4 separate regions of the Homo sapiens genome follow, and regions 1, 3 and 4 are each linked to region 2. The links are chromatin loops, found by intact Hi-C in ENCODE. Cell type or tissue: endothelial cell of umbilical vein. All regions are shown on one strand.

Region 1 (8,000 bases), 760 kb after region 2:
GTATTTTCTTCCCCATGGTGATTCAACTATATGATGACCAGGTACCCAGAGTTTACTATGGAGGTCTGTACACAATTGAGAACAACCTTATGTAGAAGCAATATGTGTCCCAAAAGATAATGTCAGCTTCTTATGACAAAGAAAGCTTTTGTTCTGAAAATTTTCACTTAACACCATGCATTAATGTTCATTTGCTTGTTTGTTTGCTTTGCGCATTTTTGAAGACTTGGGATTATAATCGCCCGTTTTCCACCAATAAATACTATAGCGATGGATACACAATGAAAACCAATCATTCTACAAAATTAAGTGTGTTAAATTGAACATCTACAGACAATTGTTGTTTTCTATTTGACAGATCCTATAATGAAATGGCTAAACTTTAAAAATCTTTTCTTTCTGTAATTAGATATGTGTCCAAAAGGAAAAATATACATGTATTAGATTCGGAGCCTGTTTAGCCCATTTTCACACTACTGATAAAGACATACCCGAGACTGGGTAATTTATAAAGAAAATGAGGTTTAATGGAGTCACAGTTCCACGTCGCTGGGAAGGCCTCCCAATCATGGTGGAAGGTGAAAGGTATGTCTTACATGGCAGCAGGCAAGACAGAATGAGAACCAAATGCGAGGGGCTTCCCAAGATGAGATTCGGGTGGGGACACAGCCAAACCATATCAGAGCCTATATGTATATTTATATACAGATTCCAAATCTAATTTTGAAATAAAGATATAAACAATTGTTAGCTTTTTAAAAAATGAAGCTAAAATATGATTTTTATGAACAAATTATCTTTGGATTATCAAATAAAATGTTGCATGTCTTTAATGAGAGCAGTGAACTAATATATGAGTAAAACTACACATTTTAAAGCTGTGATCATCTAAGGCTTTGCTAAGGGAATTCCAGTTGATAACATGATTCCTCCTCTTAATTAATAGCCACTTGGGATGTACTAATGAAAGACTAACATGTATTAATTCATTCAATACACATGAGAGTCCAGTTATACATCAGGTGCTGTAAAGGAGCTTGTAAAGGAGTTTAGTGGAGAAAGTGGGCATGTAAACAATAATTATATGTAGGGTGAACAGTTCAATAGAAGAGGCCTGTATGAGGTATTATAAGCAGGAAGAGATAATCAGGGACTGCCTCACAGAGGAGGTGTTCTCTGAGCTCAAGTTTAAGGTCCAAGTAAATCTTAACCCCTACCCCAAAAATGTAGAAAATGCCAACCCCATTAGCAGGTGCACTGTAGGGGCTCCATGATCGTAAGTTCTCTTATTCCCTCTCCTGATATTCTTTTAAGCTATGGGTTGTTATTTTTAAAACGTCTCTAGATTTCCCAAACTTCAACCTTGGCAGTCACATTCAATAATTAAAATTTTCCCATAACTGACACAAAGACACAATTATATTAAACATTAAATATTAACTTGGTTGCCTTCAAAAAACTATACAGTCTACAAAGATGATCCTAACCTCTCCATTGTATACTTTATATATACTTCATGTACAGTATTCTATTCTGGTTATCAGATTATCATGGAGACATGAGTAAACATAAGTCTGTACAGGGGTTAATGACAAGACAATGAAGGAATTTCAAGCTTTGCAAATAGAGTCAGTTGAAAGAACTATGTATGTTTAGCCTAAATAAAAAGGAAAACATTGCTTTTTATAATTTAAAATCTATCATGTGGTAGACACATTTGACTTATCCTGAATGTCTCCAAGTAATATATTCAAGACTAGGTAATAGAAGTCATAGGGTGATAAAATGTGGCTCAATTTAGGGAAGAACTTTCTAATGCTCAAATACTCCTCATCAAGCTTAGAGCAAACAATCTGATAGGCCTTACTGAGATATATTCAACATCACCTAATTGGCTGGATGGATGCATAGAAAAGTCCATTGCAGCACTGATATTCTGCGATTCTATGATATCTAATAGAAGCTAGATTTGGGGTATTTTTTGTTTTGTTTTTATTTTGTCTAACAAAATAAAATCTATTTTTCAGTCTAACAAATGATTCATGGAAAATATCAAGTAAGTCATTCTGTGAAATTTTTGCACCTCAAATTGTGTATGTAATATCCCATTATTCATATACATATAGAAACATGTTGGTGACTAATATTCACTTCTCAATATTTGTATGATAAATGAAGTCCAAAAATACTCTTGATATTAATTGACAGCCTTTGTAAATACCCCCATCAGTTTGGAATAGAAGCAGGACCCTTGCAAAGATCAGAAGGCAATGTCCTACAGTGAGAAAATTGATACCATGAAACAGCAATTCTCTTTGAAGCTCAGAGAAGAGGTCCACAGAGGAAATTTAAACACACAAAAGCCAAGATTTGCCAACTATGGGGAAAAATGTCAGCATCTGAAACTATTTCAAGCAGCAGTCTAATTTCTAGCAGTGGTAAATTGTCAAGACTGGACTGAAGAGGACCAGTGAAGTGGTGCTTTCCTCCCCTAAATCTCGTGTCTTAAACAACTCTCATAGCAACTGGTTAGTAGGGTCAGAGGACCCAAGAAGCCAAAGGGCATTTGTCTCAGCATCTGTGGAGTTCACAGCACATGTTATCCTTGGACATTACCCAGTGGCCTGGTGTGGACAGAATCCACTGGGCTTAGTTTCATAGAGATAAGCAAACACTAACAGCAACTGAAAGTAAACTTCAGAAACACATTTTTATAAAGGAGCCTGTGAGTCTGAGATTACACTTATAAAATCATCTGTACAAACACTCCTGGGACCACTCCTCCCTCCAGCCAAGTCATATGTATATGTATACACACAAGCCTCTTGAATTTTTATTTACATAACATAAAATTAATCATTTTAAAGCGAACAATTCAGTGGCATTTAATACACACACAATGTTGAACAACCACTGCATTTATTTAGCTACAAAAGAATTTCATCACACCAAAAGGAAACCTCATACACGTAAGCATTCACTCCTCTCCCTGCCTTCCCCAACCTGTAACAACCACCAATCTGCTTTCTGTCTGTAGGGATTTTCCTATTCTTGATATTTTATATAAATGAAATACAATTGGAGAAGTGGTCTTTTTCCACTTAGACAATTTTTTTTAAAGATTAAAAAACAGTTTATATATTTTTTACTATACTTTATTTTGGGGTCCAAATTTCCTTATTTGGGATGTTAAAAACTACACTGTCTGTTTGTACAGCTCTCCACAAAGTACCTTTACTCCCTTCTTGTACTTTGATCATTACAGCTATTTTACAAAGCAGGCAGGGACAACCTTATTATCACCATTTTACAGGTGAGAATATTGAGGCAAAGTGATGTGCTCCAGCAGCCCCACAGCAAAGTTACACAATGGTCTCTGGTCCCCTCATTCCACTGTCTTTTCTGCAGCACCACACAGGTTCCTATCTGAGCTCTTACTAATGCATCTAGCCAAGCCTTCTCACACTCAGAAGATACACTCAGAAGATATTCTAATATAGCCTAGGTTCTGTATTTTATTTTTAATTTCAAGAGCATATTTTAAATGAACAAACTAAATGGAAATAGCTTTTGGATGTATCATTACAATTTGCACTTAATAGAGAGCTGTTTTGACACATAACAGTTACATATGACTGGAAGTAAACTGTGCACACAAGACCAAGTGCACACTATTCCAAGTCCAAATCTCCTCTTGGAGTCAGTTGGAAGTCTGCTCAGCTGCCAAGTCTTCAGGTCTTGCGTGGTGTCTGGAGCTTGGCTTTTCTATCTGTACAGTAAAAAGTTGGACAGAAATGACCCTTAAGGTCTCTTCCAGATCAAGATTTTACAATGTTTAGCTAAGCACCAGCTCAAACTCAACACTGAACTCATGTGCTTCATCCACACAAGGTGAATACAACTATTTGAAAGATGAGTCAGTCAAAAGGTTTCTTTCATTATCAATGCCAACAGCCATTCCATTTTGCTGAAAATTTTCAGGACATCGTGAATGTTCTTTATGAAACTCACTATCCCATCTAGATTTTATTGACTAAATATTTTGTATGTAAATAGACAATGCATAAAAAGGCCCTAGTAATTTGGTGATGGCCACATTCTTGCCTTTCTGGTATTAGGCAACATTTCAGACGAGGAGCTCATTCCATGGTAGAGCTGTTCATATTCATCGCTCTTGAATTGTATGCAGTCAAATTAGAAGGACTGCCAAACAGCATTTTTAGCATGTTCATAGACATGTGTTTCCAACCTGGTGCTTAAGCCCAATCATTAACTTGCCATCAACCAAAAATTAATATCTGAATCTTGTTATGCCCCCTCTATAGATTTTCCTGGGTTAGGTTTTATTTTTAGCGGTAGCTTCTGCAATTCACCCAGGATAGGGGAGTAGTCAGATTTAGCAGGGCTAGACTGCCATCTAGAGACCAGAATTTGAGTTCCAACGTCTTGCTCCTCAGTGAGCTTGCTCTTTAACAAAAGCAGCAAACTGCCAAATGAAGCTTGAGTTTGCTTGGGCAAGGTGGGAGATGCACCCCGAATCTAGAGATCATCAAGAGCAAGGAGCTTGTGGTGGCCCAGCTCTGAAAGCCTTCCAGTCACTGAAGGTTAGGTGGGACCTTAATGACAATGAGTAGATAGAACCCTGCCCCCTGGCTCAGGAGTGAGCTCTTAAACTTTGTCTTATAAGCAGAACCCCATTTGCTGGAAGTGGAAACTGCACTCCATGGCAGTTAGAATTTTTACCCAGAAAGGAAGGAGTTCTTCTCTAGAGCTGAGAAGGCTAAAAATGTCTTTCATTTTATGTGAGAATCCAGTATCCATATTTCTCATGAAACTCGAATCTGCCTTTCATTTTTCTGCTTGAGCCTAACTTAAGTTTATATATCCTGGCCACATTTAATACCATCTTCTGCTTTTTGTGACTGCAGTTTAAAAGGACCAGTGGTCTCTAAGTATTTGAAATTTGGATGGGAAGATACTGTTTCTAGTGTTTCCATTGAAGGTGCATAGTTTGGAAATCCCTCTCCTTGTCTTTTTTCCCAAAACTGTCCTTCAGGGCCTCATGCTAAGCCCATCTGTTCCATCAGACAGTCCTTTGATGGATGTGAAAAGGCTGACTGGAGAGGTGCAGAGCTGAGACTGAAGTGGCTGAGATTTATTAATTCATGTCCATTTGGTAACTGTGTCCATAAGTTCTGCCATGGGAATGGTTTAGAAATCAAAAATAGCAACTATTATTGTTAACCTCAAAATCGTAGGCCACAAGAGATCCCAATTTGCTGATAATTAAATAGTCGACTCTGTCCAGCAGAATGTCATCCAAGAGTTTTTCAGCTAACGATGAAAGTAACCAAGAAAAAAAAAAAAGAGAGAGAGAGAAAACAAAAGGTGGACTATCTTGAAAGACTTTTATAAATAGAGGCTAAAGTGCACCATATGCATCCAAGATTCCAGTGATATCATATCCAGCTAAATCTCACATCTTGGGAACTTTTAAATCCAAGAATTGCTTTTGACACAGGTATTAAATGATTTTTGGAAAACAGACAGTTCTGTATAGTATGGTAGAAGAAGCTTGAGTTTTAGAATTCAAGCAACTGAGCTTTGGGTATCTGGTCTCTCACTCACAAGAAAGCCTGGGTAAGCTTCAATTTCCTCATCTATAAAAGTTGGGGAAAATGACATGAAGTCAATGTGAGGATTAAACAGAATAACCTCATTGAAAGTGCCCCACACATAGCTGGTGCTTAACAAATGCTTACATCATTTCTTTCCTTTAAGGTCTGGCATCTGCCTTCCTTACCTGAGCAGTGTTCTGCAGCTAGAAACAAGGATGTCAATAATATTTGTTCTGATAATTTTGCTTCATCCCTAGAATGCTAAATCTTCTAGAGCAATGCTTCTCAAGCTTGAATGTGCATATGGATCACCAGAGGATCTTGTTAAAATGCAGATCTAGTAGGTCTGAGATGTGTCCTGGAATTCTGCATCTCCAACAAGCTTCCAAAGGATGCTGTTGGTTTGGGAACTACATTTTGACTAGCAAGGCTCTAAATCGGGGGTTGGCAAACTACGACCCGATGGTGAACCTCCTGTGTCTGTAAATAAAGTTTTATTGGAATGCAGCCACACCCGTTCATTTACATATTACTTCTAGCTATTTTCCTGCTATAACAGTAGGATTTATGATCTGGTTCCTACCCCTTCTTGACCCCTGCTGGAAACCATTCTCTTTTTTGGTCCTGATGTGTAAACTAAGTTAATCATCTGCAGGAGCACTTGGAGGGCTGAGAGAGGAAAGAGAGGAGTAGATTAAGAGGGAAGGGTTGCTACCTGTATTAGTTTCCTATTGCTACTGTTCTAAATTGTTACAAACTTAGTGGCTTAAAACAACACATATTTACTACAATATAGCCCTATATATCAAGCCATCAGCAATGCTGCATTTCTTCAGGAGGTTCTAGGGGAAAATCCATTTCCTTGCCTTTTCCAACTCCTAGAGGCTGCCCACATTGCTTGGCTCATGGTCTTTTCCTCCATCTTCAAAGTCAGCATGGTAACATCTCTCTGACTCTTCATCTGTTGTCATATCTCTCTCTGACCACATCTGTGAAAACTACCTTTAAGGGCTCGTGATTAAATTAGACCCAGCTAGATAATCCAGGGAAATCTCCTCATCTCAAGATTCTTAGCTTAATCACTTTTTCCATGTAAGATAACATATTCACAGGTGCTGAGGATTAAGGTGTGGATATCTTTGGGGATTCTGCCTACCACACTACCTCAAAGCATATTCTTCAAAACAACAATTTTCCAATCATTTCTCTTTTGTAATATGTTGACACAGCAGTCTTGATGATGAAAAGATGTTAGATGAAGTCATATGATGGAAAGACCATGAAACATGTAGAGAAGGTAGTCAAAGGTTGACCTTTCTGTATTTCCCTGACTAAACAAGGGAAGTATAAGATGTACAAGGATACCTTGTACATCCGTGCAAGTAGACACCGCATAACTCTAGGAATGCCTTGAAGCCGCTCAGGGCACAAACTTTAAAACCATAGATGGAAGCTCTGTCCTTTCCATCCCAGCTGCCTGATCCTGGGATCAGAATTTGTCTACCCCTCTAGCTATTGATCATGATTAAATTGAATTCTTTAGAAATATTCTCATTAGCTCACACTGTATATAAAGTAATTTGCTCACTTTCATCATGCTGCAAAAAAAAAAAAAAAAAAAAATCAACCTGAAAAAAAAAAGTAGGGAAACATATATTACTAGGCATGGAATGAGACTACTTGAGTAGCAAGAAGCTTAAAAACACTCCAGTCACCCAACCTTGGGCTGGTACACAGTGTCCTTACCACAATAAGATCAAGCAACCCAGAAACCAAGACTCCAAGAGGGAGAGAAAATGTCTACCTTTGGCCCTGGGGCAAGAAAGCAGGAATAGGAATAAAGAGAAGAGGAAGGTGCCTTCACAGAAATACTTCTCAGTTGCACCTGTAGCCTCACAAGAAAGGTTTCAAATATGAATCCCTGGCAACTGCCTTCTAGGCTGTTAAGTTTAATCCTTCACATTTTGAGTATGTCATGGTACTCCGTAAAAAAAGCTTATTGCATAAGCCGTTGTGACTCTCCTGAGCTCATTCTCTTCAACAATGGCAGCAATATAGTAACAGATAAGTGACCAAGAAAGTATATGTGACCCAGCCATTGTATAAGATTTCATTTTGCTAAAGGTCAAGATAAATTATCATGAAATCCTTGGATATACTGTTACATGGTTCCTGGGGACAAAAGGTTTCCTTTCAGAAGAGCTTCTCAGAAGCAAAGTGTGCTGTGTTTCAATCCTCAGCTAACTTTTAGTTAATGACTCTTGCCTTTTCTCCTACCAGCTCTGCTTATTAAAAGGAGAATGCAATCTGGAGTGTGTGCTGTCAGAATGAACAGCAGGGTCAGTCACTAATCCCAAATTGTATGTCCCAGGATGCCTGCTA
Region 2 (8,000 bases):
CAATTTGCTTGTCATTTTCTGCCCACATGAGTGATTGATAAGTGCTTTGAGTCATATCTGAGACTTCCTTTTAGGGAATGCATGTAGATCAGCAGTCACATTCCCTGACACCTCTCACACCTTCAGCTGCACTGTCACCAACACACTGACATCAGAAGCTGGGGCCTCTGCTCATTGTGTACATAGGAAGGGACAGCTGGTCCAGGTCAGCAGAGAGGGAACATATGTCAGGGTCCACTATGAACTCTGACCTCTCTGCCCTCTGGCCCAGAGGACAGTCTCATGGCTAGGTTGCTGTCATTGTCATTCCCAGGTACACCATTCAACCTCATGTGGCTGCTAATTTAATTTACTGTTTTCTGTTTAGTCACACAACAGGTTTGAACTTCTTTAGCAAATTGATTTCCCTACCTGGTGTCTTATAGTAGACATTCCAGATGAGACAGGGCCCCAAAATAGTTGCCCTCGATGTGTTGTGAGAGACTGAAAGCCAAAGGGCATATTAATGGGTCATTAGTTCATATCTGTGCATGTTTATTTGCACCGCAAATTTTTTTTTGAGACAGAGTTTCACTCTCTCGCCCAGGCTGGAGTGCAGTGGCACCATCTTGGCTCACTGCAGTCTCTGCCTCCTGGGTTCAAGTGTTTCTCTTGCTTCAGCCTCCCGAGTAGCTGGGACTACAGGTGCCTGCTACCATGCTTGGCTACCTTTTTTTTTTGTTATTATTAGTATAGATGGGGTTTTGCCTTGTTGGCCAGGCTGGTCTCAAACTCCTGACCTCAGGTGATCCACCCACCTCAGCCTCCCAAAGTGCTGGGATTGCAGGTGTAAGCCACCGTGCCCAGCCTACAGTAGATCTTTTGACTTTGTAATATTTACTTTAAAGTACACTGTAGGCCGGGCACGGTGGTTTACACCTGTAATCCCAGCACTTTGGGAGGCCGAGGAGGGTAGATCACGAGGTCAGGAGTTAAAGACCAGCCTGGCCAATATGGTGAAACCCCGTCTCTACTAAAAAATAAAAAAGCACACTGTATACCAAAAAACAAAGAAGCAACAAGCAAAATTCACAGTATCAATGACTACATAAACCTAGAAACAGAGACTGTAATTGACTTCTAGGTATTAAGTTGAAACACATAAAACTGAGAATCTTTAATATTTTTGACCTATAAGAACAGACTATCTCTTGGGCAACAGTGGAGTTAAAATTAGGTGAGAAAAGAATATATTCACTGCAACCTCCACCTCCGGAGTTCAAGCAATTCTCCTGCCTCAGCCTCCTGAGTAGCTGGGATTACAGGCATTCGCCGCCACCACACCTGGCTAATTTTGTATTTTTAGTAGAGACGGGGTTTCTCCATGTTGGTCAGGCTTGTCTCGACCTCCCTATCTCTGGTGATCCACCCACCTCGGCCTCCCAAAGTGCTGGGATTACCGGCGTGAGCCACCGTGAGATGTTTCAAACTAGATAGATAATCTTTTTTGAGGATCTATGGAGAAGACCCTCAATTTGAGGCAGGTATCTTATCTATTTCTCTAAGGCCTGTTTAAGCTTAGCGTTAAACAGAAACATTCCTGAGTTTCTGCTTCCCAGGGGATTTTAGTGCACATACACAGGATGTTTCATGCCCTTCATGTTTCTACCCAGTAGAAAAAAATAAAATCTATTTGTAGCTTGGACCAGAAACAGGAGGTGATTCTTTTTACTATCAGCCTCGAAAATATCTTTCTTCTTGTGGTGTGGCAAGGGGACTTTAGCATACACCATCACCCTCCTCAGAGGATGCCAAGGAGCTACATGGGGTTGTGGATGGAGGGAGAACATTTTCTGAGCAGTTACTAAGCAAGTCAGGTAAGAGCATTTTACAGAAAGCATTGGAGAGAAGCAAAGTCTCTGTGGCATTGTCATGACAATGTCTATATTTTCAAGCAAAATCCATCAACAAGGACTAAAGTCAATTCTTCCAATGGTAAAATGATCCCCATTCAAGGAAGGGACATGATGCCAATTGGTAACATTTTCAAAATACCAATAATACTCCTCCAGGTGTTCTAAATGCATTAATTGTGTTAATCCTGAAAATGCTCCGAGTTTAGTACCTCTTATAATAGATGATAAAACTGAGGCACAGCTGAGATTTAAAGGTTGTAGGTCCACACAGAAATGCATTAGGAAAAGCTGGGTATCACGGGGAGAAGAGAAACCTACCAAGGAAATACAAGGTTTTTTTTTTTTTTTTTGAGACAGTCTTACTCTTGTCACTCAGGTTGTAGTGCAGTGGCACAATCTCGGCTCACACTACAACCTCTGCCTCCTGGGTTCAAGTGATTCTCCTGCCTCAGCCTCCCGAATAGCTGAGACAACAGGCGTGCACCACCATGTCCAGCTAATTTTTGTATTTTTAGTAGTAGTGGGGTTTTACCATGTTGGCCATGCTAGTCTTGAACTCCTGGCCTCAAATGATCTGCCTGCCTCGCCTCCCAAAGTGCTGGAATTACAGGCATGAGCCACCACACCTGTTAGGATTCTTTTAATTGGAAATAGTGCATAATCCCACTATGATTTACTCAATAGAAAAATAATGCTATATATTATTTAATTAAATATATTATACACACACACAAGTAGTTCATTCTCAGCTATTCTGTTTGTTGCCTTCATAAATCCTAAGATAATGAGTCTTTCAAAGTATTGTTAGAGATAGAAAACTGGTCTGATTGGGCTGCACCTGATATTGCAGTTTACATGCACGTAGTTTGGTGTTTTACTGACCTAAGACCCCAGCTCCTGTATTCATCAGCTGTGTGACCCAAGTAAATTGCCTAGTAATTTTAACAATACCTACTTCACAGAGCTGCTGGGAGATTTAAATGAGATCGTATGTCTAAAGCAGTTAGTACAGTACCTAACACATGGTAAACGCTTAACAGTGACAAAAGCAGTGATTTCTGGAGTCTCTCAACAAGGTAAACCGCGTCCTTTCACAATGGTCCCTTTGCCAGGTTTAACAGGTGTGACACTCTATAAACTTGCTCCCGAAGGCACTGCAGTAGACCCAACAAATAGAAAGGTATTTAATGAACTTGTTCATTATCTTGCCAATTTTATGGGCCTGTCCAACAGGATCTGTCCCAATCATAGAAATGCAGTGATAAAGGCAGTGCCACTAAGCTCAATTTTTTTTTTTTTTTGCTGGGGCAGCTCTTCCCATAAGATGCCTCCAACAGACTTCCCTTTGCCCCATTTGCTTTTTCCACTTTTGTGCATGAAACCAGAGCTATGTGTAATTTCCAGCGTTCTCATATGTTGATCTTTTTCATCTACTAAAAAATAGTGAGCTTGAAAAGTTCAATTAAAATGAAACATAAATATTTTCTTTCTTACTGTGTCATTAAAAACTCTCTCCCACTCCCCAACGTTACTTGGCACCCACCCAAAGAAAACGTTTTCCCCGTTAGGCCCCCAGTGTTTAAAGCATGGAGGAAACAGGTCTGGTTAGTCTGTCTGGACAGGATCCTCACATGGGGAGAAGAGCGGAGATTTCAAAGGACTAGAAAACAGAGTACAAAGTAGAAAAGTAAGCAGAGGGAAAAAGGATGGTGACTGAAAGCTAAAAGAGAGAGAGAAAATGATTTCATAGAACCAGCCTAGAATGGACAATTTCTGGAAAATTGTATCTTATCTTGGGTTTCTGTATCTAAGTGTAAAGCTCACTGTTTGGTGATGACCCCTTCCAGAAGAGAGTCTAATATAACACTACCCCTGGTTATTTCTGGTCAATTCCAACATTATTCAGTACAGCTGGTATTTCAGATTTATGTTATCAGGGGGATAGATCATCTTCAACAACAGCAGTGGCACAAATATTTATTAAGCATTTACTATGTGCTATGAAGTTAACAAGGATTAGTTTCTTTACTCCTTAAAGAAATCCTATGAGCTAAGTACAATTATAATCCCAATTTCAAAGATAGGAAACCTGAGTTTAGGGAGGTTACAACTAGTAGTTGACTGAGGCTGGATTCAAACTCTAGCAGTTGGACTCCAGAGCTTGTGCCCTCTATCATATTCCACAGGACACACCAAGTTTCTGGACACCTTTTCGAAATTCTTCTTACTATAACTCCTCTCGCTCCCTCTCCTCTTCTTCCTCTCTGTCATCCTCCTCCTTTTTCTCTTCTGCCTTCCTCTCTTTACATGGATCCTGCCCAGAGATTCAGGTTCTATTTTGTAAGTGGTACATCATCCAATTTTTATTTCCTATCACAGAGCTAATGTATTCCAACCAGTCCTTTTTCCAATAGTTGCTAATCCAGCGAAATCAGTATCAGTCACCAAAGGAAATTCAAATAGAGGGAACTGCTCCATCTAGAGTTTCATTTTGCAACTAAGTTATTTGTTGTTTCCATTTAGTGCTCTTCCTCTCTTCTTCCCTTTCCAAGATGAATTTGCCTTGTCTAAACATTAGGCTTTCTAGTCCAGGTTAAGCCAAAAATAAATCAGTCTATGGTGGCATGTTCAGTGAGTGGTTTCCTGTAGATATCTGAGGGCAGCACATTCCTTTTCACCTTCTCTTTTCTAAACAAATACATCTCGATTTCAATCTTTTTTCCTAGGGAAATACTGTTTCCTTTTTCTTCCCATACTCTGAGCTCTTTTTTTCTCTTTGTTTTATGCATTTAGCTGCTTCAATTTCTGTCCTGCTGATTTTAAAACAATATAGTCAAAACTGAGGTGAGAACAGGTTATTACTTTATGTGAGTTTGTTTTAATCAGACCACTCTTACTTTGAAGTGGAAATATCTTACCTCAAAAGGTGACACAGAGGCAGCTGAAGTCCAGGGGTCAGAGATTCTCCGATCTTCATCTATTGGGGTGATTGACACAGTTTTTCACTTTCACAGTCCAATCCCAAATAAGATAAATCCTTAACCCTTAAAAGCAGCAGTCTCTGAAACCCTTTAAAGTGGTTAGGCAAGAAGGGTCCCAGGGCAGATTGTATTCTTGTGTTATGTATGGTCATAATATCTCTTCCATTATAAAGTATAATATATTGCATTTGCTAGCTGTGTGATTTTGAGGAACCTCTATGTGGCTCAGTTTCCTCATCTACGAAGTGGGGAGAATAAAAATAACTACCTTATAGGGTTGTCATAAGAAAGAAATTGGTATATGTATGTATGGTATATATATATTAGAATAGTACCTAACATTGGAAGTTAAATATGTGTTACCTACTATTATCATTCACTTAAAATTCTAGCCCTCATTCTTATTTTAGCAGTATCAGTTTGCCCCTCTTATTTATTCATTCGTCATTCCTTCTGTCCATCCTTCCTTCCAAATGTATTTATTCAGTATCTAATATGTGCCAGGCACTGTGCTGGGCTCTGGGATGCGGTGGTAAGCAAAAATAGAATCCTTGCCTTCATGGAGCTCACAGTCTAGTGGGGAGACCAGGCAGAAGTCAGATGATCATGTGAGATCATGTAAGTGCCCTGTGAAGCATTCCATGAAGAATTCATGAGCTGGCTGATGGTGCAAAGGAGTTTACAACATAGGAATTTGGCTTAAGCAGGAAGCAGAGGTTCTTCCTCAAGTGCTCCTGAGGAACTGATATAAGTTAAGAGCTTAGAGGTGAGGAGAAGATGAGTTGGTAAAGCGAAGAGGGAAGAGTGCTCCAGGTAGGGGAATCTGGGCTGTAAGATGCAACAGGAAGAGGGAAAGGGCGGCCACACAGATAACGCAGAGCTCTCTGGGCAATTCAACTAGTTAAAGTTGTCAGAGCAGCTGGGTGCGGTGACTCATGCCTGTAATTCCGGCACTTGTGGAGGTCGAGGAAGAAGAATCACCTGAGGTCAGGAGTTGGAGACCAGCCTGACCAACATGGTGAAAACCTGTCTCTACTAAATACAAACAAAATTAGCTGGGTGTGGTGGCACATGCCTGTAGTCCCAGCTACTCGGGAGGCTGAAGCAGGTGAATCTCTTGAATCCGGTAGGCAGAGGTTGCAGTGAGCCGAGATTGTGCCATTGCACTCCAGCCTGGGCAACAGAGTGAAACTCTGTCTCAAAATAAATAAATAAATAAAAAATAAAAATAAACTTCAGAGCAATGGGGAGCCTGCAAACAATTTTAAGCTAGGTTCTATTTTTATTTTTATTTTTTGAGATAGAGTTTTGCTCTGTCGCCCAGGCTACAGTGCAGTTGGCTCACTGCAACCTCCGCTTCCTGGGTTCAAGCGATTCTCCTGCCTCAGCCTCCCAAGTAGCGAGATTACAGGCGTGCGCCACTGATCCCGGCTAATTTTTGTATTTTTAGTAGAGATGAGGTTTCACCATGTTGTCCAGGCTGGTCTTGAACTCCTGACTTCAGGTGATCAGCCGGCCCTGGCCTCCCAAAGCACTGGGATTACAGGCGTGAGCCACTGCACCTGGCCTTAAGCTAGGTTTTGTGTGTGTTTGTGTGTGTGTGTTAGGGGTGGCAGTGGTATTCAGATTTTAGTAGTTGTATGTGAGTTTCCGAAAGATTGTTGTGGCTGCAGTGTGAAGAATGGTTCAGAAGAGCTAATCAGGTTGCTGAGAGACTGGTAAGAAGGCTGTTGCAGTAATCTACAGGAGAGATGTTGACGGCATGGCCGTGCTGGCAGTGGCCAAGGTACAGTGGTGAGGATAGAGGCGAATGGCATTTAGCAAATACAATTCATACTGTTTGGAGATGGAAGAAGTTGGGAATGGGGCAGAGAGGGCTGGGTGCCATGGTGACTTCGTTTATTCTAGTGAGGTTGAATGTCTTTCCTTTTGTTCCTCTTGAGTGCCTTTACCTCCTAGGCCCATAAGCTGACGTGTGGAATCTTGTACAGAGCTGAAATAATCAGTGTCACCCAAAACATTTGAACAACACTGCTTGGGCATGCTAATTAGCCAAAATAAAATAAGGAAGTTGACCTTCAACCCTTGTCTTTGTTTTTTTTTTTTCCAGCTGCAGAAGTCATTTTCAGTTGTTCTCTGACTCCCGTAAACAACAATTCCTGTCGCCTTATCCTTTTGATGCCTGGTTCCACTTCTATATTTTCACTTGGACATGATTCTCACTGACAGTAGAAAGTTCAGCACAAAGACCTACAGCTGTGAAAATACTTGCTCCTCTTCAGAACTATTAGTACTCCTGGGAATCATGTCACAGTGCCAACCACTTGCTGGTCCTGAAGTGACCCTGTTATTTTGGGAGGTAGTAAAGGAAATGATATTTTTAAAACCTCAAGTGGCACTCTCTTTGGACACTGAATGGTGTGTAAGTGATAAAACGCTCACTATGCTGAAGGAGCAGGGGAGCACACAGGTGCTGGAGGCTCTCTAGTGTCTCTATTCGTGGCTGCAAAATACCGCTGAGCTCACCGAAATAACCCAGGACCAAAGTGTTCTCTTCTGTTGAATAATTAGACAACGTAAGTGGTCACTTTAGAGAAGCTAGCTCTCTTCTTCTGTATGTGTTTTAGGATTTTTATTACAAACTAAACACAATCCTTGGGCAGATTTAGGAGCATAGGAAGAAGACTGCTAGATTTTGACTGTGAACAGAACCTGTGTTTTATTATTCTTTGTATCCCAAGCATATCCACAGTGCTTCTCATTTAGTAGATGCCCCCAAAATATTGGTTGGATAAAAGATTCGTTGATGTTTTCTTTCCTTTTCTTTTTCTTTTTCTTTTCTTTTTTTTTTTTTTTTGAGATGGAGTCTTGCTCTGTCATCCAGGCTGGAGTGCAATGGCCCGATCTTGGCTCACAGCAACTGCGGCTTCCAGGATTCAAGCAATTCTCCTGCCTCAGCCTCCTAAGTAGCTGTGATTACAGGCGCATGCCACCATGCCCAGCTAATTTTTGTATTCTTAGTAGAGATGGGTTTCACTGTGTTGGCCAAGCTGGTCTTGAACTCCTGACCTTAGGTGATCCACCCGCCTCGGCCTCCCAAAGTGCTGGGATTACAGGCATGAGC
Region 3 (8,000 bases), 1.1 Mb after region 2:
AAAGAATGAATAAGACCTACTATTTGATCACATAACAGGGTGACTATAGTCAATAATAACTTAATTATACATTTTGAAATAAAGAGTGTAATCGGATTGTATGTAACCCAAAGGATAAATGCTTGAGGGGATGAAGGCCCCATTCCCCATGATGTGCTCATTTCATATTGCATGTCTCATGCAATGTATGCCATAAATTATCTCATGTACCCCATAAATATATACACCTACTAAGTACGCACAAATTTTTTTTAATTAAAAAATCATTAGAAAAAATTATTGGCTGGGCACAGTGGCTCACACCTGTAATCTCAGCACTTTGGGAGCCCGAGGCAGATGGATCACGAGGTCAGGAGATCGAGACCATCCTGGCTAACACAGTGAAACCCCATCTCTACTAAAAAAATACAAAAATTAGCTGGGCCTGGTGACAGGTGCCTGTAGTCCCAGCTACTTGGGAGGCTGAAGCAGGAGAATCGCTTGAACCCAGGAGGCAGAGCTTGCCAAGATCGCGCCACTGCAGTCCAGCCTGGGTGACAGAAGCGAGACTCCGTCTCACAAAGAAAAAAAAAAATTATATCTGTTTAGAATATGCTTATACCTACATCTTTACACATGTAAATGACCATTGCAGAATAATTAACTCAAAATAGTAGCTTGAAATCATATTTTGGGATGTGTTTCAGTTTTTAATAAGCCTACATGTCAGTATACACAACTTATTCAAATATGGCCCAACACCCCATCCTATAAGGCAAATGAAGAATGTACAAAACATAAGTTATTGTAGATGATAAAAACTTAATTAGCAATTTGCCTCAAAAAGATTATATCTTTTTAAAAATGTCTGCCTCCATTGTTTGCTATAAATATTCATTCAAATACATAAAATATACTAAGCAGCATTTTGTCTGCATCCCATCAAGCAAATTCATTGAGGCGTAAGGGCTATATAAGCAGTGGAGCGGAAGACCATGCTATTACATGGATAAATGCTCCAGAGTTACTGAAGCAAGACAGAAACAATTGCAGGAACATGGGGTTCAGAATACACTGAGGCAACCATGTTTGTGGGCAGGGGAAAAGGAAGGGGATTGCTCATAAATAGGAAAACCAGGGATCCCGTGATATTCCATAAAATTAAGTTCAAGTGTTTAGTTTGATTCAGATAAATCATTCCTGTTATGCCATCTGCCTATCAGATATTTTATATTCATCAGGAAGCCATGACCATTTAACAGACGTATATAATGGAAAGCTTTATAGGATGATTTTCTTTTAATCACCCAAAGGTCTAATAGGGTGGTTGGCCTGCTTCCCTAATAAAATTTAAATAGCTTTTGCCTCAGGTCAAAGTGAAGTCGTCTGTCCTAAGAGGAGTTCATCTGTGACATGCATAATAGCTGCCCAGTCTCAAGAGGCCATTTGAGATTACTGCTTCTGTCGGGAAAATAAATAATCACAACACCACCACCCCCCCCACACACACACACCCCACAGGCATTGCAAGCAGCAGTTCACTAACCAAAACAAATTGCAGCCTGTAGTCTTGTCTTTGCCCTACTAAGGCTCCAGAGAGCAATACAACCTCCTTGTATGTCCCCCTGGCTTGGCACACCTGATTCTTCCGTTTCCCACTACAGAGGCAGACTTGCCCTGTGGATGAGACCCCAGCCAGACTCCAGCATCTCAGGGACTCTGCAGGCTCCGTTCTTAGCTCTCAAGCCCTCAGGCTGTGGCCTTAAATCTCTAGTGTGGTTCTGTGGCTTCCCTCCCATTTTCTACCACTCTGCAGCTTCATCCAATCTTCTGTTGTATTTTCTGTTTGGCTTTTAGTGGTGGCTTCGACCTTAAATTCTGACTTGGGAATCACCCCTCAGGCCCATTCTCCAATGCTGAGCCCAGATCCCAGGTCCCAAGGCCCTTATCTGGAAGGAAATTGGGCCTACCAGGTGATGAGCATCTAACTGGCTAATCACATAATAGAAGTGTGTATACACACATACACACAAGTTAATACATGTTTCCAACTATTTATGGTTGAGCCTCCCCAGTTACTTTTACAAGTAAAGCTCAAAAGATTTCCCCTGGACTTGCCTCCTCTGCCTCCACATCTTGGATCCATTTTCTCATCGTGAGTATCTTTCTATCCTTGTGGCATTAAAGTTTAATGGCTAAGGCTACTCTAGTATGTTTGAGTTCAAGTCCGGCATGAAAAAGTCTCTGTGTCTGTTCCTAAATTCCAAGGAACACATTTGATTGTATTTTACTGTCTTTAAATCTATCTCATGACATAATCTGAACCAATAGTTGTGGGCAGAAAATTTTTAAACATTGATACCTCCAAATTTCACCTGAAGCACATAGATTTTAAGGATTGGAGAGAATCTCCAAGGAAACCCTAGATGTGTTGCTGGAAGAAGAGAGAATAACTGATAAATTGCTTTATATTTTTGTGCCAGTTATTTAGATTAAGAAGTAGTTTCGATCCAACAGTTCCTAAACCCTCACAAAATCAGATAGTGAGCCTTAGCAATCATCTAGCTCCTGGCTATTCAAAATGTTCCTCATGGACTAGCCACAATATCATCACCAGGAAGCTTGTTAGAACTGCAGCATCTCAGAAACCCTGGACCTATTGAATCAGAATCTGCATTTTACCAAGGTATCCAATTTATACAGTAAAGTTGAAAGTTAATGATCCAGACTTAAATCTCAACATACAGCTCTGGAAACTGGGGTGAAGCTAATGAACAGTCTTGCTCAAAGTCATACAACTATTAAGTGGTAGAACTGGCACCAGAAATAGAATCCAGGTCTCTTGTCCTTTAGAGGTGGTTTCACTTCAAGTTGACATTACTTTGCATGGTGAACTCTTTTTCTTTCAATTATAATGTTTTTAATTATGTTTTTGTTATCAAGACATGCAAATCAGGGTATAAATCATTATGCATTTTGCATAGTGGTTCAGAAATACAATCAAAGAGGCCTGAATTTGGGTCTCAGCTCTAGCATTTGCTACCTCACAAATGTGGGAATGTTATTTGACCTCTGAAAATACAGTTCCCTCATGCACCTGCCTCAAAGATTACTCTAAGAATTGAAAGAGACAAGGCATCTATGCATATTACATATGTTTGAAACTTCATTAGCATCGGAGCCCATAAAGCTCAAAAACATTATTGTTATTATTTTCCATAGGATAACATTTTTCATCATTTCATTTTTCTTCATCCATATCTTTTTAGGGGTCAGCAATACAAAATAGGTAAAACTGATTACCTCCCATCAAGGAGAGTATACTCTGTCAGAGGAGATAGAGGAGCTACAAATTGAGCTGTGACAAACCCAAAGCCAACAGCATGAACATAGCACCTCCAAAGCACAGAGAGGAAGCAATTAATTTTGTCTAGAAAAGGAGAATAAGACTTCACAGGAAAAATTACAAGAGCCTGCCCCTTGATGTGAGCCTGGGAGTTCTTCAAGGTATTCCATTAAATTTAGTTTTTGAGAAATTAACAAGCCATTTGGTATTAACAGTTGGGAGCATTAAAAAGTTAATAAGATTGTCTCTCCATCAGGATCATAGAATCCTAAAATGTGGAGCTGAAAGTGATTTATGATGGAGGCTGAGATGTCTGCCTAATATTTCCCCACTCCCTTGCAGTGAAGTGGGGAACTGTCAGTAGTTGTCACTGATGAGCTGGGGGCAGAAGTGATGTGTGTGGATTCCAGAACAAAGTCCAGAAGAGAAGGCCAAGAACCCTTATTCCAGGTGGTGCACTTCAGTGACAGTGTGAAGCAGAGTCACCCATGGCCCAAGTCAGACAGGCTGTACAAATGAGAAATACATTTTGGTGGTGTTAAGTCATCAGATTTGGGGCTCACTTGTTGCCATAGCATGATGCAGATAATCCTGACTTAACATCTGATGTTAATGTTCATGGAAAGTGACTCTTCATTGTACAGTAGAGGGAAGGATGGCTTAGAAGAAGGGGCGGGGAAAGGGACTGGCCTCAGATGAGGTGGAGGACCCGGGTTGTTGCTAAACTTATCTAGATTTTTACTAAGCAGCAACTTATAATAATATTTTACCTGCTTACAAGACAATATTTTTAGAATGTAATCTTGAAATCCTCATAAGGACATGTTGTGGGAGGGATGCCGGTGGGAGGTGATTGAATCATGGAGGCCTTTCTTGCCTGTGGTGTTCTCGCGATGGCAAATGGGTCTCACGAGATCGGATAGTTTTATAAAGGGCAGTTCCCCAGCATATGCTGTCTTGCCTGTCACCATGTAAGATGTGGTTTTGCTCCTCCTTCGCCTTCCACCGTGAATGTGAGGCCTCCGCAGCAATGTGGAACTGTGAGTCAATTAAACCTCTTTCCTTTATAAATTATCCAGTCTCAAGTATATCTTTATTAGGAGCATGAGAACAGACTAATACAGTATATATACTGTAATCGGATTGTTTGTAATCCAAAGGATAAATGCTTGAGGGGATGAAGGCCCCATTCCCCAAGTTTATGTGGCCCATAAAACCTCAGCATGTCATTGGGTCATAATGCATTTCAGTATTACAAAAACAGTTATGAATTGCCTTAAGCAAAACAGACCCATCTGTGTGTCTTTGCATGCTACTTCAAAGCCACCCAACCATCTAAAACCAAATTTCTCAGGAATAAATCGGCAACAAGGTTGAGTCCCAGAGATTGTCATTTTTAACCTCCAGCAAATTTTTGCAGCTGAGTGGTAAACTCCTCCCAAACATTTCTAATGGGAGGCTGACAGACTTCTAACAAAAGAACAAAAGCAGTTCCAATGCGCCACTATAATAACCTACTTCTTTTGATTGCATTTATTTTTAATGATTATTTTCCCTGTATGCCAATCCAACCTGTGCTGCCAACCCAGAGAGAGGGGGAGGGGAGGAAGACAAGGATCCAGTACGTTGTCTTGGGCTGCACTGCCACCTAGAGGTACTAGGATAACCAACCTGCTGCTGTCAGGGCAACGGCAGCTGTGGAGATAATAGGGGACCCTTTCTTCCACTGCATGGGGCTGGGCAAAAGAACCTACATTGTTCCCCCAGTTTCATTTAAACAAAGCCGATTATGAAATCAAAAAGCATGACCATGGGTATGTTTGTGAAAATTATTATTGGCCTGAAAGTGGGAGGTCCTTTAAGGAATGGTTCTGAGGGACAATTGGAAAACGGTTTTCTCTGCAGTTCTTTTCATTACAGAGGTTAGATTTGATTTGCAGCTTGAACTGAATTGGCCGAAAATCATTTGGAAATGGAATGTTACAAAAGTCTGAATAGGTCCATATGGTCAGAACTGCAATTCGATTGCAAAAATGGAATTTATTGGAAAGTTACTAGGATCAATTCAGAGGACAAGAAGTATTGTGGGGACAGAAAAATGGACAAAGCCAATGACAACTTGTTGCATACTTAAGTTCTGCAAATGACAGAATTGGACAGATATATTCCTGGTAACTGTCACTATCTTGAGGGCAAATTCAAAAGCCTTCTTGTTGATAAGGTCTTTATTTGGCTTTCTCCTCAGGCGATGTCAATTTGTGCACGAATGCAAACCATTTTAAATAAACATGAGAAATTTGTATTTCATGAAGAAATTATTTCAACAGTATTCATACAAACACAAGTTCAGGGAAAAGATAATTTCGGCAGGCTTTTGCAAAGATAATGATTTAGTCAACATTATTAATGATACTTGCAATAGGAAACAGGTAAAAAATTGAAACAAATCATTCCTGACCCCAGGGATTTTCAGCTGCAACCTCTTCATGACATTTTAAGCCAGTAATAATGGCTCCTCCTTGAACTTAAGGAGCACATGTACATCAGTAACGCATTTCAGGGACTACAGACCATGTGGCTGCCTTTGTTTGCATAAATTCTGTGAGAGCAAAAAATGATGTGGAAAGGACAACAAAGCAAATCCACAGAATAGGAAAAAAAGTATTTGGCAGTGCAAAAATTTCAAAGCACAAAATTCAAAACTAGGCAAATTAACAATCCCACTCCTTGGAAGACATGGTCATTTTCAGAAGGGCAAAACTTGCCACAGTTAACTGTATTTTTGAGGACTCACTAGGGTTCTGGTGCCAGCTCAGTTCTTTACTCATTTTGTCCTGAAACAAGCACATATGATGAGTCCTATCATATTTCCATCTTACAGATGAGGATTGGGAGGCACAGAGAGGCTAAGCAAACTTGGAGGTAAAGCCTGGATCCAGACCCAGGTAGGTAGTGTGTCTCCAGAGTCCTTATTTGTTTGTTTGTTTTGTTATAGAGAAAGGTCTTGCTTTGTCAGCCAGGCTGGAGTGCATTGGCATGATTATAGCTCATTGCAGCCTCAAACTCCTGTTTGGCTCAAGTGATCCTCCCACCTCAGCCTCCTAAATTGCTAGGATTACAGATGGATGCCACTATGCCTGGCTATTTTTTTTTTAATGTTTTGTTGAGATGAAGTCTCACTATATTGCCTAGGCTGGTCTCCAACTCCTGGCCTCAAGAAATCCTCCCACCTTGGAGTCTCAAAATGCTGATATTACAAGTGTGACCACCAAGCCCAGCCTCAAGTCTGTACTCTGAAATACTAAATTTAACACTGTCTCCTTGAAAAATATTTTCTATAGGACAAGTCAAGAGACTGTAATGCTTTTTTCTGTGCAGTCGTTCAAGATGGTGTCTCAGAAAGGTGATTTTGTGAAGGTCATTGCTTGTATCTGCTGCCACTCTAAAGACTTTCTTTACTTCTTGGATTCCAGTTCAGGTCAGATCATCTAGCTGGTAACAAGGGCCATAAACCCTTATCATTGTTCTTAGACCCAATGTTTGTTTCTCCTGGATCCTTCTCTGCTTGGACCTGAACTAACCTATTTTTCAGTCAACCCATAAGGAATTTCCTTTTTCCACCCAGCATTCCTGTATACTTCCTCCTCCTAGTCTTGGGCAAAGGTGACTTTTCTGAGGTCAATTAGGGTACCAGGTCTGAGGTAGGTGTTCGATAAATATTTGAATAGAATCAATGGAGGCGTTTCCAAAGCTTAATCAGGCCAGAGGCATTTTTCAATATTGATGGGGTCCCTGGCAGTACTTCTAACCTCATCCTGGGTCCCAGGTGGTTGAAGACAGAAAGTGGTCAATTGGCCAAAGGCATTCATTGTTCCTCCCAAGGTGCCCTCTGAGAGAATTGAAACCCTGAAAATACTCAATAATAAGAATTACTGATTCAAAAAAAAATCAGCCAAGGGAAATAAGGCTCATCTGCAAATGTCATTAAACTGAATGCCTCTTTGTTGTACCTTGTAGATCCTTCTAGCTAGTGAGGGTGAAAGGGAGGTCCTATCAATCCTCACAGCTGCCACTGTTCATACAACATATTGAGTTGGCAATAGCTTTAATTATTGTCTCATGCTATCAGGATATATTAAAATCTAAATTATCCATTGGGTTGGAGAAAAGGAAAATGGAGGAATATGAAATTTGGAGGTATACTCTTAATACTAATCCCTTGGGACTGTAGCTTGTGTTCCTCTCATTCAGAAGTATTGACTGAATGACTGAAAAAAGAACCAACAGATCAACCAATGAGGAAACAAGTAAATGAAGAAACCAAGATGTCCCCGACCAATCAAAGGTAAAATGTTGCCATAGGCAGCTCTGCTTGTACCTCTATGCAATGGACAAACAAGGAGACCATTTTCTCCTTGTACATAGGCAGTGTCTGGAGCCAGGATGTATATGCTAACTAGTGACCTAGCTGGCCTGATCAGGAGTGGGCAGCTCCAGCAAGCCTAACTCCACAGAGCCAGAGAGCATTCATAACCTCGTGTCCAGGAGAGAGTGCCAGCCGATAGAAGCCAGAAGTGTGCTTCTGCAATGAATCATCAGGATAAAGGAGGTTGGTGGTAGGTATTGGAAATCAAGAGAAAGAGCCAAGGTGAAGATCCAAGAGGTTAGAGAGCCA
Region 4 (8,000 bases), 89 kb before region 2:
CAGATCTGGTTCGCTTTTTCTGTAGGCAGTGTTTAAGGAGGATCCAGGAATACTTTAAGTGACGCCAGCGTTAGTGTTGCCTCCTCAGAAGACTGCTTTCAGGGGAACAGTATACATCTGCCCTGTAAATTCTGGATGGTAAATATGACAAAAACTCTCTCCTTGACCCAGCTCTAGTGAGACTGCTCTAAGCCCTCTTCTCAACATGGCTCAACCTTGGGCTTCAGTGTACATTTTGTTGGGCCTGCATTGCTCAGTTTTAGCAAGAGTCCAGTTAAGTGAAAGAGAATCTCACAGCTTTGATATCAGATTCTTCCATATCTAAACAAATTCCTCATCCCCTACCTTCAATATCTGATCACTCTGCCCTGTTTGCACCAAGAATCTACCCTCACCCTTGATGTCTCCTCTTAATAATTTTCCATCCACCAATCTCTCCCCACTCTTCAAACCTGCTCCTTGGCTATAAGTCCCTACCCCTTCTTGTCTTATTTGCAATAGAGCTCAGTTCTACACTGGGGTCTCTTTTTCCTGATTGCAATAGTTCCTGAATAAAATCTGTTTTTACCACTTTATCCACTGTCTAGCTCTGGTTTTCTTTACCAGAAGTCACAGTTAACACATGCGAAAACCCATTTGCAAAACAAATCCACAGGACTCGGTCCATGTGCTGTGAAGTCTTTGATTAAGGGCTTAAAAACAATGAAAAGTAATAAACGGATCTGAATACAATTCAGGCAATAAAACACTTTCATTGGTTTTCATACTCAGCAAAAGTATTTTTACTGATTAAAAGATAAATAATCCTCACTCTACTAACTCAATGACACATTGAAACATTAGCCTAACTTGTGCAACTTTCAGTGAAGCTACTCTCTTTGCGTAGGCATAGCCCTTTCTGCCAAGGTACAGGAGAGCAAACCCACGCATGAATTCCGTTCATCTCAGGGCATTTCTTTCTGTAGTTCTTAATGTGTCTTTGTGAAGGGACGCACACTCACAACAGCTGAAAATCTAACCCTCTAGATTTCATTTAGCTAACATCAGGCCAGTCTTCGGACTGAAGCTAATGCCCACATATAGGAGGAAGGGAGAGGAATCACTAATTGCAACCCTTTTAGACTTCCTCCATGATGAAGCAGAGGGGAGGACTATTGTTTGGGAGATGTGTGTGGGAGGTGAAGATTTCAGATTTTCTTTAAAATAATAATTGACTGCACAGGCAGCAGCAGAGCTGGCCTGTCCATTGTGGGATTGTCTCTGTGTTGGTATGAGGTCTGGCCAAGTTGGGGGCCTCAGCAGGGGATTGCTCAGTTGATCAAGTCTTAATTTGTCTTTTCCACCTTGGGTGGTGCTGTCTGTCCTTTTCATCTCCCAATCACCGACATGGTGGGAGATGTTGAGGGCAGTGCTGTGTTATCTTAAGGTTTCCTTCAAGAAAGCAAAACCAAACAAACAAGCAAACACTTTTTGCTTCCCAACTGTGCCCTCCTAGGGGAGATTCAAAGGCTCTTCTGAACCAGACAGGTGCTGATGTCTCTGCTGCCATTTGGATGTGGGTTTGGTGAAGGTGGCAGGAGTGAAGGGAAAGCAGAGGGAAGAGTTAGGCAGAGGGATCTTGATTGCCATTTCTTCCTGCTGCAGTCGCTTCAGACGGTTCAGCTTCCAGCCAGACAGTTCCTAATGGACCTGCACAGCATGCAAAAAAACCCTCCTTTGTAAAAATAACTTCTTTGATTTCTCCCAGCCTTGGGCCCTGTTTAGTTAGGGGCAATGACCGGGAGGCAAGTCATTTCGGGCCTTGCTGGTAGAGTGAGGGGGAGATCGCCCATGGCTTCCCCAGCTGTACTGCCTGTGGAGCAAAGGGTTCAGAAGCAGAGCATTTTTAAAAATATAATAATAAAAAAAAATGAAAGAAAGAAGCCCTCTTTGAAAATCCTTACTGTTTCCCACTATCTCCTACAGCGATTGCCCTTTCATTAGTGTGGAAATCCAACAATGTGGAAATCGAGTGTTTTTTTTTTTTTTTTGCTTTGATATCAGCCTAACCCTTGAGGCTAAACTTGTGGTAAGCCACCTATCCATGTTAGCTAAAATAAAGTTGTAGCTGGAATCACCACCTAGTCCTTTAGCAGTTGTACATTTTCATGTTTATCCTTTGAGGAGTGAGACAATAACTACATATTGTTTTATTATTCAGGATCCCCTGGGTTGCTGGCAACTGAAACCCAAATTGAATTTGTTTAAGAATAAAGGAGGAATTTATTGGGAAAATATTGGGATATTTTAAGTAACTGAAGGCGGGGTTAAGAGGTCAATCTATGAGAAAGACAAGGAACTAGCCAGAAATTTAACAATAAAATGAAATAAAACTGGAACCAGGACTCCAAGTGCTCCCTGGATTCCTTCTCTCTCTGTCTGCAGCTCTATCCCTCCTGGTATCCAGGGCTTTCTCTCTCATTGTAGATCTGAGTCTTACATACTGTGGGTTAAAACACCAACGAGAACCTGATTTTGTTTCTTAATTCTAGATAGAAAAGTCTTGGGGAAGGCTCTGACTGTGCTGGCTTCAGGCAGGGGCCCCAGCCAGGTCCAGGCAACTCTAGTTAGTGGAGGTGGGGTCATGTAAGAACATGGCCACACTCCCCGCATCCCCTGAACCACATGTTTAGAGGGCGGAAAGGAGCAATTCCAAACAGGGAGCTGCTTTCTTGGAAGGAAGGATGGGTTCTAATCAAAGCAAGCAGCAGTCATTTACTAAACATACATAACATACTTGCATATGGACTTGAGAAATGTTTCTTAGGGATTTTTGCCATCTTGGTAATAATCAGAGTCTTGGTAAAAGTCAGAAATCAAAAACCTAATCAGATGCATCTATATGGCAAAAACTATAAGATTCTTTCATTTGTTTGTTTTTAACTCGAAACTCCAAAGATGACAGAAGATATTGAGAATGGCTGGACCCACACTCTAAAGCAAACTAAATACACAGCAGTTACACTCATATTTATATGTACCATAGCGCACGGGACTTCAATGAGTTCTTATATTCACCTCAGTTTCTCCTCCCTAAGGAAGCAGTGACCACTGCGGATTGACGCAGCTAAGGGGGTTTTCTAGGCTTACTTGGATTGGATTCTCTTTGGCATGCTCACTGTTGTTTTTTTCTTGCTTGATTTGGTCTGAGCTGAGATGTCCACCCTTTACTGGAGGACTGTCATGTTGGAGACTTGCCTCTGCTAGCTCACTGGACGGGCTGTGCTCACTGTGGCCTCCTTACCTGGATGAGTCAGTCAGCACGCTCTCAAAGGGTCCTATCTCTTTCTGCATGGGTGGCTATCTCTGCAAGGGCTGTGATGGTGGGTAAAATGTCCAAAGACCCATAGGCAGCATGAAATGCACCAAATGTCCATTTACTCAACTCAGTGGTATCTGACATAAGACCACAGAACACACCTTCTCTCCACCACCCATCTTGCTTGACCCTACTTGCGGGTAGTATGTTGCCAGCAACCTGGATATTATTGTTAATTAATTCATGCCTAACATGCAGTGGCTTATACTGGGTATTATTGAATGTCTAAGAATAGGCACAGAGCCTGAAATTGAGAAGTGAAAACTGCAAAATGGCTGGGTGGAAAAAATGATGGGACATGGAGCAGGCCTTTTGGTATTTTCCCTGTAGTTATCTTTTACAGGTTAAATAAGATTAATATTCATGGTGAACCAAGAGCAATTAGCTACTTTGCATGTGTTACTGCTTCTTAGCCTATTCTAAACTCTGTTTTATGTATTTATTTTAAAGGACTTTGCCTTGATTAGGGCCATTCGTATAAGACCTTGTACTTTGCATATTTGCAATCATGTTTGCATGTTTGCATTTCTAAAGTTTTGAATTTCAAATCAGGCAACGAGTTTCAGCAAATATACTTCATGTACACATGACCGTAATCAGGGCGTGAGACTATACTACAATAAAATCCCAAAATGGCTTCTAGGAATAAAAGATTTTATGTTTTCTATTTATAATAAAAATTTGGGGTGAGGGTTGGCTTTATTTTAAAAACAGAATAATTCTGTATGTAATTTAAATGCAAAATTGCGAACTAGTATTTTTCTAATTGTATTCAAAATCTGAACCCCCTAATGGGGGCAAGGGAAGGTTGGAATATTCTTATCCATAATGATGACTGAACAATAGGCCTTTCCCCTTTTCTTTCCTCTGCTTCCCTGGGACAGCAGCGCCCACTGTCACGCACGTATCACTTACTCTCATACTGTTTTCCAGGATACTTGGCCAAGGCATCTTCTAACATGTTATAAGATGATTTCAGAAATAATTTTTATCAGATCATAGTTAATCTTTCTAACAGATCTATGAGGTAAACATCCCAGGCCCACTCGCTACAAATGTCAGGGCTGCGATTTTTAGCCAGATTTTTTTGACTTTTAATCAAGGACCTTTTTCACTTCATTTATATTTCTCAAATTAAAGTCTGAAGATCCTTGAAAGTCTTCAGTCGTATTCTGAAGGGGCCTTGAGTTCTCTGTGAGAATTCAATTTTGTATTTTCATTTTGATGCTAATAATCAGTGAAGATCAACATATTTTGGTTCATTTGGATGATCAACTTAACGGAGAGCTTCCACATACTTTCAGGGCCTGCATTTTTATCTGTGTTTAAGATTTTCTTGGTGACAGGGAGTGACAGTTTCTTTGTCATTGAAAAATCATTGTAAATAATTTTTAAAAAAACAAAACACACAGACATGTGAATGTTGTGTTCTCACCAAGTGAAGGTCCGATGACCTCATCACAGGATGTACAAAGGAAGGTTCTGCATAACGTAAATAGAGACAAGCAGTGGAAGCATTGAGTCACTGCAAAGCATGAGGCCAGCAGGCTGAACTCAGGAGAGCCTGGGCAGGGAGCACCACTTTCATGCCGTTGAGGGGAGTGACCATTCTGTATTTGTTCCATTAAATTAAAAGTATTCATTTGAATCGTATGACTTTCCTACATTTGTTCACCTATAAGTTTGTTTTGGTTTTATTGTGGCATGAAGTCTATATGAAAACATTCTTTGTATCTAGTTTTAAGTTTACATATATTAAAAATAACATTTTAATAAAAATCACTTAGGGATGACATCAGAGGTCCATGAGAATGTCTTTCCCTTAAAGACGGTCACACATTATTCCATCAGCACTCCATCATAGGCTAAGTTTCCAAAGAAGTTTTAGGAAAGAGGAAAGTATATTTGAGGGTTTTTGTTTTGTTTTGTTTTGTTCTTTTTTCTTTTTTTTTTTTTTTTTGACAGAGTTTCGCTCTTGTTGCCCAGGCTGGAGTGCAATGGCGCGATCTTGGCTCACTGTAGCCTCCGCCTACCAGGTTCAAGCGATTCTCCTGCCCCAGCCTCCAAGTAGCTGAGATTACAGGCGCCTGCCATCATGCCTAATTTTTTGTAGTTTTAGTAGGGATGGGGTTTCACCACGTTGGCCAGGCTGGTCGTGAATCCCTGACCTCAGGTGATCCACCCGCCTTGGCCTCCCAAAGTGCTGGGAGTGCAGGCATGAGCCACTGCACCGGCCCATGTTTGAGTTTTATGCAATTTATGTTGGTGACTTGTTAACAGCACCAGAGGCCCTACCTTCAAAATATATCGAGTCCAGTTGCTTTTACTCCCTCTATTCTTAGTGCCTGGTCTAGTCACCATTTCTCAGCTGCCTAGATGACAGCCACAGCTCCCAGCTCCTGCCAACCCCTCTGTCCATTCTCAACCTACAACCAGAGGGAGGCTGCTCAAGCCTGAGCCTGATCCTGTGACTCCTCTTCTTCCCACCTGCTAAATGGCTCCCCTCCCTCTCAGAGTGACTGCCAAAGGCCCCCTTACCAGCAGGCCCTGCACTAGCCCCTGTGCCGCTCCAGCGTCTCCACGGCTCCCACTGTGCTCCCACCACTGCAGCCCCACTGACCCCTCCTTGCTCCTGGAACACACCAGGCCTACTCCTGCCTCGGGACCTTTGCACTTCCTTTCCCACTGCTTGGGAAGCTTTTCCCCAGATGCCCAGTGGCTGCCTGCCTCCCTTGGCTCAAGTCTTCTCTCAAATCTCATGTTGGCAGTGATGCCTTCCTGACCACTCTGTATAAAACTGTAAACCCTAGGCTGGGCACGATGGCTCACGCCTGTAATCCCGGCACTTTGGGAGGCTGAAGTGGGCGGATCACCTGAGGTCGGGAGTTTGAGACCAGCCTGACCAACATGGAGAAACCCTGTCTCTACTAAAAATACAAAATTAGCTGGGCGTGGTGGCGCATGTCTGTAACCCCAGCTATGTGGGAGGCTGAGGCAAAAGAATCGCTTGAACTCAGGAGGCGGAGTTTGCGGTAAGCCGAGATCGTGCCATTGCATTCCAGCCTGGGCAACAAGAGCGAAACTCTGTCTCAAACAAACAAACAAACAAAAATTTTGAACCCCACCCCTCCAGTGCTTCCCCCCTCTTTCTCTGCTTCATTTTTCCCACATGACTTATCCTCAAACACACTATTTAATGTATTTATGTATTTGATGCAGTAAAGGCAGAAGTTTACCCATTGCCTAATGACCCAGGGGACTTTTTGTTTATATTTTCTTCTAATCTTATACTGTGTCCTTGTTACAAAATACAAAAGGTACAGAAGTGAATAGTAAGTTTTTCTTCATCCCAGTTTCTATGCTGTACTTTCTATGTATTTATCTTTTTGTTTTGTATTAATTCTGACATCAGCTTTGTTATAAATTAACATATAATCTTAGTAATATTAGTTCAAATTATTGTATTGCCATTACTTTACCTTTTCAGCATATGACAATTATTTGCTATTGTAAATAACACTGTGATAAACATCTTTGTGCTTGAAACTTTTCCATGTTTGGGTTATTTCTTTAAGATATATTCAAAGAAGTGGTATTCCTAGGCCAGTCCCTTGAATGGGCATTTTTGAGATTCCTTATTCATATTGCTAAATTAATTTTGTAAAAAGCCTATAAAAGGCCGGGCGCAGTGGCTCACACCTGTAATCCCAGCACTCTGGGAGGCTGAGGCAGGCGGATCACGAGGTCAGGAGATGGAGACCATCCTGGCTAACTCGGTGAAACCCCGTCTCTACTAAAAATACAAAAACATTAGCTGGGTGTGGTGGCGGGCACCTGTAGTCCCAGCTACTCGGGAGGCTGAGGCAGGAGAATGGCGTGAACCCAGGAGGCAGAGTGTGCAGTGAGCCGAGATCGCGCCACTGCACTCCAGCCTGGGCGACAGAGTGAAACTCCGTCTCAACAGCAACAATGGCCAGGCGCGGTGGCTCATGCCTCTAATCCCAGTATTTTGGGAGGCCAAGGGGGGCGGATCACCTGAGGTCAGGAGTTTAAGACCAGCCTGGCCAACACAGTGAAACCCTGTCTCTACTAAAAATACAAAAATTAGTTGGGTGTGGTGGCACACGCCTGTAATCCCAGTTACTCGGGAGGCTGAGGCAGGAGAATTGCTTGAACCCAGGAGGCGGAGGTTGCAGTGAGCCGAGGTCGTGCCATTGCACTCCAGCCTGGGTAACAAGAGTGAAACTCTGTCTCGAAACAACAACAACAACAACAGTCTATAAAAATGTGCCATTCAAGGTCAGGCATTGTGGTTCAAGGCCTGTAATCCCAGCACTTTGGGAGGCCGAGGCAGGCGGACTGCTTGAGCCCAGGAGTTCAAGACCAGCGTGCCCAACATAGTGAAATGCTGTCTCTACTAAAAATACAAAAATTAGCCGAGTGTGGTGGTAAGCGCCTGTGGTTCCAGCTACTGGGGAGGCTGAGGCATGAGAATCGCTTGAACCCAGGAGGCAGAGGTTGCAATGAGCCAAGATTGGGCTACCTCACTCCAGCCTGGGCAACAGAGCAAGACCCTGTCACACACGCACACACACACACACACACACACACATGCCATTCAAACAGCAAAATCTGAAAGATT

What was found. Hi-C counts contacts between places; a loop is a spot of excess contacts. Peaks named below come from ENCODE experiments on the same cell type or tissue, not always from the same donor. Only the 100,000 strongest peaks of a DNase experiment are listed, where the experiment ranks them.
Region 1: a loop joins it to region 2, with 17 times the contacts of the local background. A loop is called at or near these places in 5 of 110 quality-filtered maps.
Region 3: it touches region 2 in a loop (4-fold over the local background); 2 of 110 quality-filtered maps call a loop at or near these places.
Region 4: a loop joins it to region 2, with 6 times the contacts of the local background. A loop is called at or near these places in 2 of 110 quality-filtered maps.

Annotation. Positions count from the first base shown.
Region 1 is chr9:82,602,530-82,610,529 of GRCh38, forward strand. The region is part of intron 2 of LOC107987087 (a long non-coding RNA gene); the gene reads left to right. Among named protein-coding and RNA genes, the nearest start is that of RASEF, 460 kb to the right of the region's middle. In endothelial cell of umbilical vein, a CTCF peak has its summit at 4,426 (motif pointing left); a DNase peak (open chromatin) is centred at 4,422.
Region 2 is chr9:81,844,267-81,852,266 of GRCh38, forward strand. No RefSeq gene overlaps it. Among named protein-coding and RNA genes, the nearest start is that of SPATA31D4, 80 kb to the right of the region's middle. RefSeq lists an enhancer at 1-260. In endothelial cell of umbilical vein, CTCF peaks have their summits at 4,332 and 4,548; DNase peaks (open chromatin) are centred at 3,435 and 4,475; H3K27ac peaks cover 2,457 bases.
Region 3 is chr9:82,956,738-82,964,737 of GRCh38, forward strand. No RefSeq gene overlaps it. Among named protein-coding and RNA genes, the nearest start is that of RASEF, 100 kb to the right of the region's middle. In endothelial cell of umbilical vein, a CTCF peak has its summit at 4,974 (motif pointing left); a DNase peak (open chromatin) is centred at 4,924; H3K27me3 peaks cover 374 bases.
Region 4 is chr9:81,755,017-81,763,016 of GRCh38, forward strand. The region is part of intron 3 of TLE1-DT (TLE1 divergent transcript); the gene reads left to right. Among named protein-coding and RNA genes, the nearest start is that of TLE1-DT, 69 kb to the left of the region's middle. RefSeq lists an enhancer at 5,490-5,991. In endothelial cell of umbilical vein, no CTCF peak of the experiment used is centred here; a DNase peak (open chromatin) is centred at 4,865; H3K27ac peaks cover 1,770 bases.